2 separate regions of the Homo sapiens genome follow, and region 2 is linked to region 1. A link is a contact called in ENCODE Hi-C data. All regions are on one chromosome and are shown on one strand. Each heading gives the region's core, a stretch centred on a gene start or an enhancer-like site at or near the end of the contact. The rest is flanking DNA. Distances are from core to core; before and after follow the strand shown. Region 1 holds the start of MBD3L1 (methyl-CpG binding domain protein 3 like 1). Region 2 holds the start of ZNF333 (zinc finger protein 333).

Region 1 (5,587 bases), core at 2,186-4,685:
CACATTTTATTTATCCATTCATCAGTTGACTGATATTTGGGACATACAAAATTTTGGGCTATTATGTATAATGCTGCTATGAACATTCATGTACAAGCTGTCATGTGAACACATGTTTTCATTTCTCTTGGGCATATACTGGAAATAAAATTGCTGGGTCACGTGGCAACTCTATGACTTTTTGAGGAACTGCCAAACTATTTTGCAAAGTGGGTGCACCATTTTACAATCCTGACAGCAATGTATAAGAATTCCAATTTCTCCTTGTCTTTGCCAATCTTTGTTATTGGCTATCTTTTTAATTTTAATTATCCCAATGGGTGTGAAGTAGTATTTTATTGAAGTTTTGATATTAACTTCCCTAATGATTAATGGGGCCGAGCATCTTTTCATGTATATATTTGCCATTTGTGTATCTTCTTTGTAGAAATGACGATTCGAACTCTTTGTTCATTTTTCAGGCTGGGTGCAGTGGCTCACACCTGTAATCCCAGCACTTAGGGAGGCCAAGGTGGGCAGATCACTTGAGGTCAGGAGTTCAAGACCAGCCTGGCCAACATGGCAAAACCCTCTCTCTGCTAAAAATACAAAAATTAGCCAGGCGTGGTGGTGAACGCCTGTGGTCCCAGCTACTTGGGAGGCTGAGGCAGGAGAATCGCTTGAATCCAGGAGGCAGAGGATGCAGTGAGCCAAAATGGTGCCACAGCACTCCAGCCTAGGTGACAGAAGGAGACTCCACCTCAAAAAGAAAAAAAAAAAAAAACTCTTTGTTCACTTTTAATTGGGTATCTTTTTATTGCTGAGTCGCAAGCCTTTATATATTTTGAATACAAGTCATGTATCAGATAAATCATTTGTAAATGTCTTCACCCAGTCCATGTTTGTCTTTTTTCTTGATGGTGTCCTTTGAAGCATCAATGTTTTTTAATGTTAAGTCCAATTTATATATTTTTTCTTTCGCCACCTGTTTTTGATGTCATATCTAAGAAACAATTGCCTAACCCAAGATCACAAAGTTTGACACCTATGTTTTCTTCCAAGAAGTTTATAGTTTTAGCTCTTACCTTTAGGTCTATGATCTATTTTGAGCTCACTTTTGTACATGGTGTGAAGTAGAGGTCCAATTTCATTCTCTGTTTTTTGTTTGTTTCTTGGTTGGTTGGTTTTTTTTTTGTTTTTTTTTGGTTTTGGTTTGTTTTTTTTTTTTGATGGAGTCTCGCTCTGTTCTCAGGCTGGAGTGCAGTGGGGTGATCTCGGCTCACTGCAATCTCCACCTCCTGGGTTCAAACGATTCTTCTGCCTCAGTCTCCCGAGTAGCTGGGACTATAGGCGCCCGCCACCACGCCCAGCTAATTTTGGTATTTTTAGTAGAGACGGGGTTTCACCATGTTAGCCAGGATGGTCTCGATATCTTGACCTCGTGATCTGCCTGCCTCAGCCTCCCAAAGTGCTGGGGTTACAGGCGTGAGCCACCACGCCCAGCCCAATTTCATTCTTTTGTATATTGGCATCTAGTTGTCCCAGCACAATTTGTTGAAGAGAACAGTCTTTCCACAGTGAACTTTCCTAGTATATTGAATTTTGAACTTGTTCATTTTTGCTTAAACTTCCTTCAGCCACCTGAAAATGGATATTTTTGGGAAGCAGAGATCTAACTATTTTTTTCTGAAAGGACGGGTGCATGAAACAATATCATTCATTGAAAGTATTTCTTCCTGGCTGATTTTAAATGTTACCACTCTCTTACATAAAATTTTTTCCCTTTGCACTTACCAGTATCTTTTTTTGTTTATGGTTTTTGGTTTTTGTTTTGTTTTGTTTTTTGAGATGGAGTCTTGCTCGTCACCCGGGCTGGAGTGCACCGGCTGCAATCTCGGCTCACTTCAACCTCCACCTCCCGAGTTCAAGCTATTCTCCTGCCTCAGCCTCCCAAGTACCTGGGATTACAAGGCATCCGCCACCACGCCCGGCTAATTTTGTATTTTTAGTAGAGACGGGGTTTCACCATGTTGGCAGGCTGGTCTCGAACTCCTGACCTCAGGTGATCTGCCTGCCTCGGCCTCCCAAAGTGTTGGGATTACAAGCGTAAGCCACCAGGTCCAACCAGCACTTAGTGGTATCTAACGCACCAACCCACCATGTATTCTATTTATCACATTCACTGTCCATTTCTCCTGCCCAACTCACAACTAAAATGCACGTTCTCTGAGGGCAAGGACGTTTACCTATTTTGTTCAGTCTATATCCATGGTGTATAAAACAGAGACTTGTTGGGGGGGAGGTAATAGCATTTATTCCATGAATATGACTACGGCATACACACATACACACACATACATGTCCACACTATATCTGGAAAGATAGAGGAGAAAATTATTTTTGCCTCTGAGCAAAAGAACTGAAAGACCGTGGTGGGAGAATATTTGACTGACTTTGTACCATTCTTAAGTTTTCCTATATGTGTATCTATGACCCAGTCCTCTCCTGCTCCCCTAAACTCTTAGTGTTAAATCACTATGTTCTGCCTTGGGAAAGCAAGTTATAGACAAATGTGCATACATAATCTGATCCTATTGGGTTGTATGAACATGGGGCAGTAACTGTATCAACAATCTAGGGATCCAAGGAAGGCCCTACCCCTGAATCTGATCTCCCACAATCCTGGCTCCTGGGCCTATCCCAACCCACCCACATCATACACCCTTTTATTCATACCCAGATCCCTGCCCCTGGAACTGGTCTCCACCCACTGCCCCCTCCCCAGGCCTGGTGCAGCCCACAGTCCCGCCCCCAGAACTGGTCTCCGCCCACAGTCAGCCCCGCCCCCAGGCTTGCTGCCACCCCATAGCTCCGCCCCTAGAACTGCTCTCTGCCAATCACCACTGCCCTCCAAGACCGGTACACCCACAGCCTAGTCCCCGCCCTCCGCCCGGCCCGGAGCTTATCTCCGCCCACAGCCAGCCCCAACCTCCAGGGCTGTCACAACCACAGCCTGGTTCCCGCTCAGCCCCGCCCCGGAAATGGAGGTCTCCACCCCTGTAACTGGTCTCTGCTCAGTCATCCCCGCTCTAGAAGCCTTATACCATCCGCCCCGAGAACTGGGCCCCACCCACAGCCCCGACCCTGGAACTGGTCTCTGCCCAATCAGCCTCGCCCTCCAGGCCTGGTACGGCCTCAGCCGGTTCCCCGCCTTCAGCCCCGCCCCGGAACTGATCTCCGCCCACAACCAGCCCCGCCCCCAGGCCTCGTGCGGCTCACAGCCTGGCCCCGCCCCCAGGGCCAACCTTACCCCCGCTACTGCCCCAGGCCAGGGCCCAACTTTGTGCCCACTAAGCAAACTAGAACACCTCTGCCCAAGGCTGGGGTTCGCGGCCGCCGCTCCCGCCCGCCGCGCCTGTCGCCTAAGCGCCGAACCCCCAACACGCTCGACTCTGCGAGGCTGCCCGCGCGAGCCGGAAGGGGACGTGCAGCGCACCTCTCCCCAGACCGGAAGCGGAAGCGCGGGGCGGTACCGTGGGAGGGGCCGCGCGTGGGGCAGCGGGGAGCGAGTCCCTCCGTCCCCGCGAGTCGGCGCTTTTGGCCCCGCGGGAGGGGCCGGGCTCGGTGAGCGACTGGCGGGGGCTCGGGTCCGAGTCCAGGGGGCGACGTGGGCCGCGGACACCGCCAGCCACGGGCCCTGCGTCCCTCCAGGGAGCCGTGTTTCGGTTCATGAGGCCTCGGGCTGTGAGCTTAGGTCAGCACGAAGCTGCTGCTTGCTCCTGGGTCGGGGCCCCGCGCCGCTGTTGCCTCCTCAGGGAACCCCAGTCGCCCTCACCCGGGGCGATTCCGCACCCCAGGGGACTTTTGGCTGTAGCTGGAGACGACTGTGGTTTTCACAAATTGTGGGGAGGGGAGGCTGCTACTGTCACCTAGAGGGTGGAGGCCGGGGAAGAGGGACGCTGCTTGCTCTTAAAGATCCTACGTTGTACAGGACAGTCCCCCACAACAAAGAATTATCAGTAGTGCCAGGTTGGGAAACCCTGCTCTAGGGCCTTAAAAAAAAAATCTCTGCAGTTCTGAATAAACTACATAAATTGTTAAAAATTCAGTTTAGTCACTTAATAGGGCCTCTAAGTGACAAGATATTTTTAAAGCCTGTGGAGTCACCATAGAATCTCTCTCCAGCGTAGTAAGTTGAGCAAGTCAAATGCACACAGCGTTAAGCTGCTTTCTCCCCTCTTACGGAGCAGATGGCCAGATGGGAATCAGGTAAAGCCAGTCATGGCCCACAGGCTGGGCCCTTATTACACATTTAATCATTGAGTACCCAAAAAAAGTGAATGGGATGGTGTTTCCGGCAGCCGTATCCAACAACTGTACAACCTATACAAAGCCTCGAAAGAAATCTTTGTGTCTTTTTTTTTTTTTCAGATGAGAAAAGCATCATTCAAGCTCAGATTCGTGTTGAAGCCTGCCACAAGGTCCACCTGTTGTTGTGGGTTTTTGGGTGACCAGGTGAGTACAGTGTGGAACCTACAACAAGGTTTCAGCAGGCTCTGCTGTGTAGAAGAACTCCTCGTGGGCTTTTCCTGTGCTGGGGTTGTAACCACATTGAAGTCACTAAGAGTGAAGGTATCTTAAGGAAAGTTCAAGGTAAAAAGACAGAGGTGTTTATGGTTACATGTGTGTAAATAAGTAAATACAGTTACATGCAAATAAGTATCCACAAAACAAACATACAAATAACGTAAAGATGTGTAACTGTAGCTAAAGACAGATTTTCTGGTATGCCGTAATGCTAAAAGTTTCTGAATTTTATATAAGTATAGAAAATATTTACATGTATATGTAGTGTTACAAGTCTTCCCACTAACAACTAGCAGGACTACTTAGCAACATTTTTCAGGCCTGTTTGATTTGACTTTTTTTTTTTTTCTTGAGACCAAGTCTCACTCTGTTGGCCAGGTTGGAGTGCAGTGGCGCGATCTTGGCTCATGTCAACCTCCACCTCCCAGACTCAAGCAAATCTCCTGCCTCAGTTTCCTGAGTAGCTGGGACTACAGGCAAGTGCCACCACGCCCAGCTAATTTTGTTTGTATTTTTAGTAGAGACAGGTTTTTGCCATGTTGGCCAGGCTGGTCTTTAACTCCTGACCTCAAGTGGTCCGCCCACCTCAGCCTCCCAAAGTGCTGGGATTACAGGCAAGAGCCACCGCACCCAGCTGTTGATTTGATTTCTAAAGGCATATTGGCCCTCCACCAAACTTCAAAATATAAGGGCATTTGTAAAAAGGATGATTTATTAGTAACAAATTTAAAATTAAATTGACCGGCGACCAGATGTGTTTTGAGTAATGGGATTTTTTTTTTCCTAATGAGATTTGAAAACATTTGGAAGAATATTAAGCAACAACTTATAGATTGAAGGGTAGGGAACTGGTTTCCAAAAAGATTGTCCTCTGCACCTTGCCTCCTGTATTAGTCCTTTTTCACACTGCTATAAAGAACTACCTGAGAGTTTTCACACTGCTATAAATAACTCCCTGAGACTGAGTGACTTACAAAGGAAAGAAGTTTAATTGACTCAGTTCTGCATGGCGGGGGAGGCC
Region 2 (5,587 bases), core at 2,239-4,738, 5.9 Mb before region 1:
ATATCCACCCCTTCAGCCACAGGAGCCCCCAGTTTCCTCACCATGACACTGGAGCCAGGGTTTGAGGTCTCAGTCGGTGTTCTCCCTGCAATAAAGGAGACACTGAGGTAAAAGAAGGGGTGAGGACGGAAGCAGAGCATTTTGGGGGATCTCCAGCAGAGTGGTCACAATCAAAACCCTTACAGGACATTTATCTCCATAAGCAACATGTTGGCCCCCAAGGCACCTTTCAAACAACAGCCTCTAGTGACTGCTACTGACTCTTCCCATGTCATCAAAGGAACATTTTAACTTCTAGCTTCCCTCAAAATACTTCTAAGATCTTCTACTTTTCCTCCACTGCCCATATGAAGGTGTGATTTGATATTTATTTCTTAAACGATTTTGGCCTCTCTCTCTCCAACTGTGATGTAAACCTTTTTTTTTGAGTCTCACTCTGTTGCTCAGGCTGGAGGCCAAGGTGGGTGGATCACTTGAGGTCAGGAATTTGAAACCAGCCTGGCCAATATGGTGAAACCCCATCTCTACTAAAAATACAAAAATTAGCTGGGCATGGTGGCAAACGCCTGTAATCCCAGCTGCTCGGGAGGGAGGCTGAGGCAGTAGAGTTGCTTGAACCCAGGAGGCGGAGGTTACAGTGAACTGAGATCGTGCCACGGCATTGCAGCCTGGGCAACAGACTAAGACTCCATGTCAAGAAAAAAAAAAAAAGAATAAGGTCCAGGTCAAGCACGGTGGCTCATGCCTATAATCCCAGCACTTTGGAAGGCCGAGGCAGGTGGATCACTTGGGGTCAGGAGTTCAAGACCAGCCTGGCCAACATGGTGAAACCCCATCTCTACTTAAAATACAAAAATTAGCTGGGCATGGTGGCACACACCTGTAATCCCAGCTACTCAGGAAGCTGAGGCCAGAAAATCGCTGGAACCCGGGAGGTGGAGGCTGCAGTGAGCCCAGATCCCACACTGCACTCCAGCCTGGGTGACAGAGCAAGACTCTGTCTGAAAGAAAAAAAATAAATAAAAAGAAGATCCAATGCTAACCATGATCTTCAGGGACCTGCCTCCCTCTCTCACCTGGCTCATCCATTCAGTACTTTATTTTCTCTACTTTAGCTTTCTCTACCTGTTCTCAGCTCCTGGAACACAGCAGGCTTCGTACTGCCTGAAAGACTGTACATCTGGAATGTTCTCTCAAGTTTCCTCCGCTACCCCACTCCACAGCTAGACCCCTTGTTTAGCTACGTACAACTCATCTTGAAGGTTCAAACATTTGTTCCTTTTCAGATGTGTTTCCTGACATCCTCCCCAAGTTCTCCTGTTCCACGTTCTCATATTGCCTTTGGCACTATTAATTTACCAATATTATTAGCTAGAATAAAGCCTCCACAGGGGCAAGCACTGTAACTATTTCAGTCCCACTGTTTCCCCATGTACAGGGTCCAATTCATTGAGGGCACCCCAGTGAAAATATGCCAAATAATCAACACTCCTCAAGAATGACTCAGTATAGCTAGCCTAAGAAGGAATATGCCCACGCACACACAAAACACAGTATGAGGCCAGGTATGGTTGCTCACGCCTATAATCCCAGCACTTTGGGAGGCCGAGGCGGGTGGATCACCTGAGGTCAGGAGTTCCAGACCAGCCTGGCCAACATGGTGAAACCCCGTCTCTACTAAAAATACAAAAATTAGCCGGGCATGGTGGCGGGCGCCTATAATCACAGCTGCCTGGGAAGCTGAGGCACGAGAATTGCTTGAACCCAGGAGGCAGAAGCTGCAGTGAGCCGAGATTGTGCCACTGCACTCCAGCCTGGGTGATGAAGTGAGACTCTGTCTCAAAAAAAAAAAAAAAAAAGACAATATGACACCATAAAAATCAAATATAAGAATAACTTAAAGTGCCTGTCTTTCATAAGACATAATCACACAAGTTTCAGGTACCTTTAAGAAACAATATTAATTCTTTTTAAAAAGGCAAGGCAAGCGCATATATTCTTTGTGGAAACAAACACCTCACTCGTAAAACTGAAATCTGATGCATGATTTTCCTCTGGAGTTAATTTTTTCCTGATTTCTCAGTAGACACGAGCTTTAACCCCATTATTAAAAAAGACATCCCACTTATGGCCAACTCAATTTGAATTTCCAGTATTAACAAAGTTTATATCGTCTTTTCCCTGAAGTTCCATTAGTTTTGAAGCTCTGTGATTCACATGCTTGGGGGAAGGACTGGAGCCAACTTGAAAAGATCTGAATAACAGTCTTAGGTTTTCTTGATAATAATATTTGTGAAATAACTGAGAAACGGCTTTTCTTAACCTAACAGTGAGAAACTTGATGCCCACAGCAGAAGTAAAAGTCGTCTCAAACATAGAAAATAAAGAAAAACAAAAACAAAAAAAATTAAGAACTCCTCCTTTTGTTGTTGTTTTTGTTTTTGAGATGGAGTCTTGCTCTGTCACCCAGGCTGGAGTGCAGTGGCACAATCTCAGCTCACTGCAACCTCCGCCTCTGGGGTTCAAGCGATTCTCCTGCCTCAGCCTCCCGAGTAGTTGGGATTACAGGCGCCCACCACTACGCTCGGCTAATTTGTGTATTTTTAGTAAAGACAGGGTTTCACCATGTTGGCCAGGCTGGTCTCAAACTCCTGACCTCAGGTGATCCACCCGCCTCGGCCTCCCAAAGTGCTGGGATTATAGGAGTGAGCCACCAAGCCTGGCCAAAAGCTTTCTTATGAGAAAGAAAAAAAAGAAGAAAGAAAAAGTTATGGAAAAGGAAGAGATGCAAAGCCAAGCTAACAGATATTAAGCTAAAAGACTTCAAATTGTCAGTCTCCAAAAGAAATCTCTCGTCATCTAATTCATTCCTTAATGGAGGATGCATTCAATTTTTTAAGTAAATTTGGCCAATCAATTAAACCAGTTTGCACATGTGGACCCAGACCTCACTTTCCAGTTGCAAAGCTAGATAATATTAAGTATCATATCAAATAAAACGTGAATTACTAATTCGCAGTTATCTTGCATACTGTAGGCAAGGTAGGGCCGTCTTTATGCACTTTCCCTAAAAATTGGGAAGGACAGGTGAGAGCTGGGGCCGGTGTCACCACATTTCTGAGCTGTGGGACCTGGACTGTTTGGGATTTCCCTTTTGACAGGATGACAGCCCTGTCTGCCCGGACGGGGGGTACCTGAGAGCGAGAGACCGGGCGGCGGGCGCCCAGATGCGAGGCCCTGACTGTGTGGGCCTCACGCCGGCCACCGGCTGATCGCAGGGAGGAAACCCCTCACACAGGCGGAGCTGTTCTAGGCCCTCCAGTCCCTCCCCGCGCCAGCCGAGCCCTCCCCGCCCTCCCCGCCCTCCCGAGGGGCCGGGCCACACCTGCAAGCCAGCCGGAGACACTCCCACCGTGCCGTGCCGCACCGCGCCGCGCCGCGCAGCACAGCTCAGCCGCCGTCGGCCGCCGCCGCGCGCACTTCCGCTTCCGGTCTCGGGGCCGCCGGGAACGGAAGTGGCTGTGGCTCAGGCTGTTGTGGCCAGGGTAGCCTTAGGCGGCGGCAGAGAAACTAACGTCTTCTTTAGCCTCCAAGGAGAAATTCTAGTATTCTTACCCGGGGGATGAGGTTAGGCTCTGGAGTGGGGTCCCACAGAGCATGGAGGGTGGTGCTGGGGGCGGAGCCTATGTCCGAGAGACAGGGATAGGGGTGGGGCTTAGGTCCCGGGGCAAAAGTGGGGCGGGGCCTGTGCGCGGGGGCGGGGTGGAGTGTGGCTTGCCCTCCGATGGCTGATGGGCGGGGCTTGCACCCCAATGGCGGAGTGGGCGGGGCCTTGGTTTGCAGGGTGGTAGTAGGGGCGGGTCGTGCGCCTCAGGGGCAAAAATGGGGCGGGGCTTGTGCTTGGGGTGGGAATGGGAGCTGAACTTGCATTCGGAAGGCGGGATGAGGGGACCTGGGCTTCAAGGGTTGAGAGGGGCACACCCGACCCCTCCCCGGGTCTCTTTAGGGATGCTCAATATTTAACTTACCCTTTTCTCCTTCCTTTTCCCCAACCCCTTCCACCTTTATCCATGGGCTTAATCCAATCCCCTACAAAAATATACCCATACTTAAGATTGTTTTTGTATATTTTTATACGGCTGACCCTTAGGCAACGGGAGTTGGGGCGCCACCCTGTGCAGTGGAAAATTCACTTCTTTTGACTCCCCCAAAACCTACCTACTAATAGACTACTGTTAACCAGAAGCTTTACCAATAACATAAAGTTAGTTAACACATATTTTGTATATTATATGCCATATTCTTAAAATAAACTAAGCTCAGAGAAAAGAAAGTGTTATTAAGAAAATCATGAAGAAGAGAAAATATATTTACTCTTCGTTACGTGGAAGTGATCGTAAAGATCATAAATAAACGTCTTCATCGTCAGCTTCACCCTGAGTAGGCTGAGGAAAGGGAGGGGTTTGTCTTGCTGTCCCAAGGAGGACAAAGGTAGAAAAAAATCTACCTATAAGGGGATAGCCACAGTTCAAACCCTTGGTGTTCACGGGTCAACTAACTGTCTTTATTCTAAAAATAGGACGATGTATTTTTGTTTCTTCTACAGCTTGCCCTTCTCACTAAAAATAAGATGTGTGAATCTAAGACATAGATCTGACTTTTTAAAAACTATTTATTATGTAGTATACATAGTACATACCTATGGGAAAAGTTCAAACGGGAGGCTCACTCTATTCCTAAATTTTCCTCCCCTGAAACAACCACTGTCACTAGTTCCCTGGTATTCTTTATATATCAAGCACATGTGCAGTCATGCACCACATAACAAGGTTTTGGTCAACCACGAAACACATACACAGTTGTGATCCCATAAGGTTATAATGGAGCTGAAAATTTCTTATCACCTAGTGATGTTGTAACTGTCACAATGTTGCAGTGCAACACATTACTCACATTTAAAAAGGTTTTAAAAATATGAAAAGACCGGGCGCGGTGGCTTACGCCTGCAATCCCAAGACTTTGGAGGCCGACGCTGGTGGATCACTTGAGGTCAGGAGTTCGAGACCAGCCTGGCCAACATGATGAAACCCCCAGTCTCTACTAGTAATACAAAAATTAGCTGGGCATGGTGGCATGCGCCTGTAATCCCAGCTATTCGGGAGGCTGAGGCAGGAGAATTGCTTGAACCCAGGAGGTGGAGGGTGCAGTGACCCAAGGTCTTGCCATTGCACTCCAGCCTGTGCAACAAGAGCAAAACTCCATCTCAAAAAAAAAAATGAAAAATAGCTTATAGAATAAGGATATAAAGAAAGAAAATACCTTTATGCAGTACAATTTATCTGTGTTTTAAGCTAAATGTTCTTACAAAGAAGTTGGGCCGGGCGGGGTGGCTCATGCATGTAATCACAGCACACTTTGGGAGGCCAAGGCAGGAGGATCGCTTGAGTCCAGGAGTTCCAGATGACCAGCCTGGGCCACATAGCAAGACACTGTCTCTAAAAATAAAAATAAAAGAAATGTATCATTTAAAAAACAAAATGTACAAAGGTTCAGTTATTTCAGATAAATAAGTTTTGGAGATCTAATG

What was found. Hi-C counts contacts between places; a loop is a spot of excess contacts on that map. Pooled maps may share reads with other maps.
Region 2: a pooled map shows a loop between it and region 1 (22-fold over the local background). The contact joins the promoter of ZNF333 here to the promoter of MBD3L1 in region 1. A Hi-C loop is called at or near these places in 6 of 50 pooled maps.

Annotation. Positions count from the first base shown.
Region 1 is chr19:8,830,225-8,835,811 of GRCh38, reverse strand. MBD3L1 (methyl-CpG binding domain protein 3 like 1) reads right to left here and starts at 3,435. Exons shown (of 3, transcript NM_001393532.1): 1 at 3,290-3,435. ZNF558 (zinc finger protein 558) reads left to right here and starts at 3,508. Exons shown (of 10, transcript NM_144693.3): 1 at 3,508-3,603; 2 at 4,411-4,494. RefSeq lists silencers at 2,699-2,958, 3,459-3,728.
Region 2 is chr19:14,687,949-14,693,535 of GRCh38, reverse strand. ZNF333 (zinc finger protein 333) reads right to left here and starts at 3,488. Exons shown (of 12, transcript NM_032433.4): 1 at 3,386-3,488; 2 at 42-85. The coding sequence starts at 44. RefSeq lists silencers at 3,145-3,514, 3,845-3,894.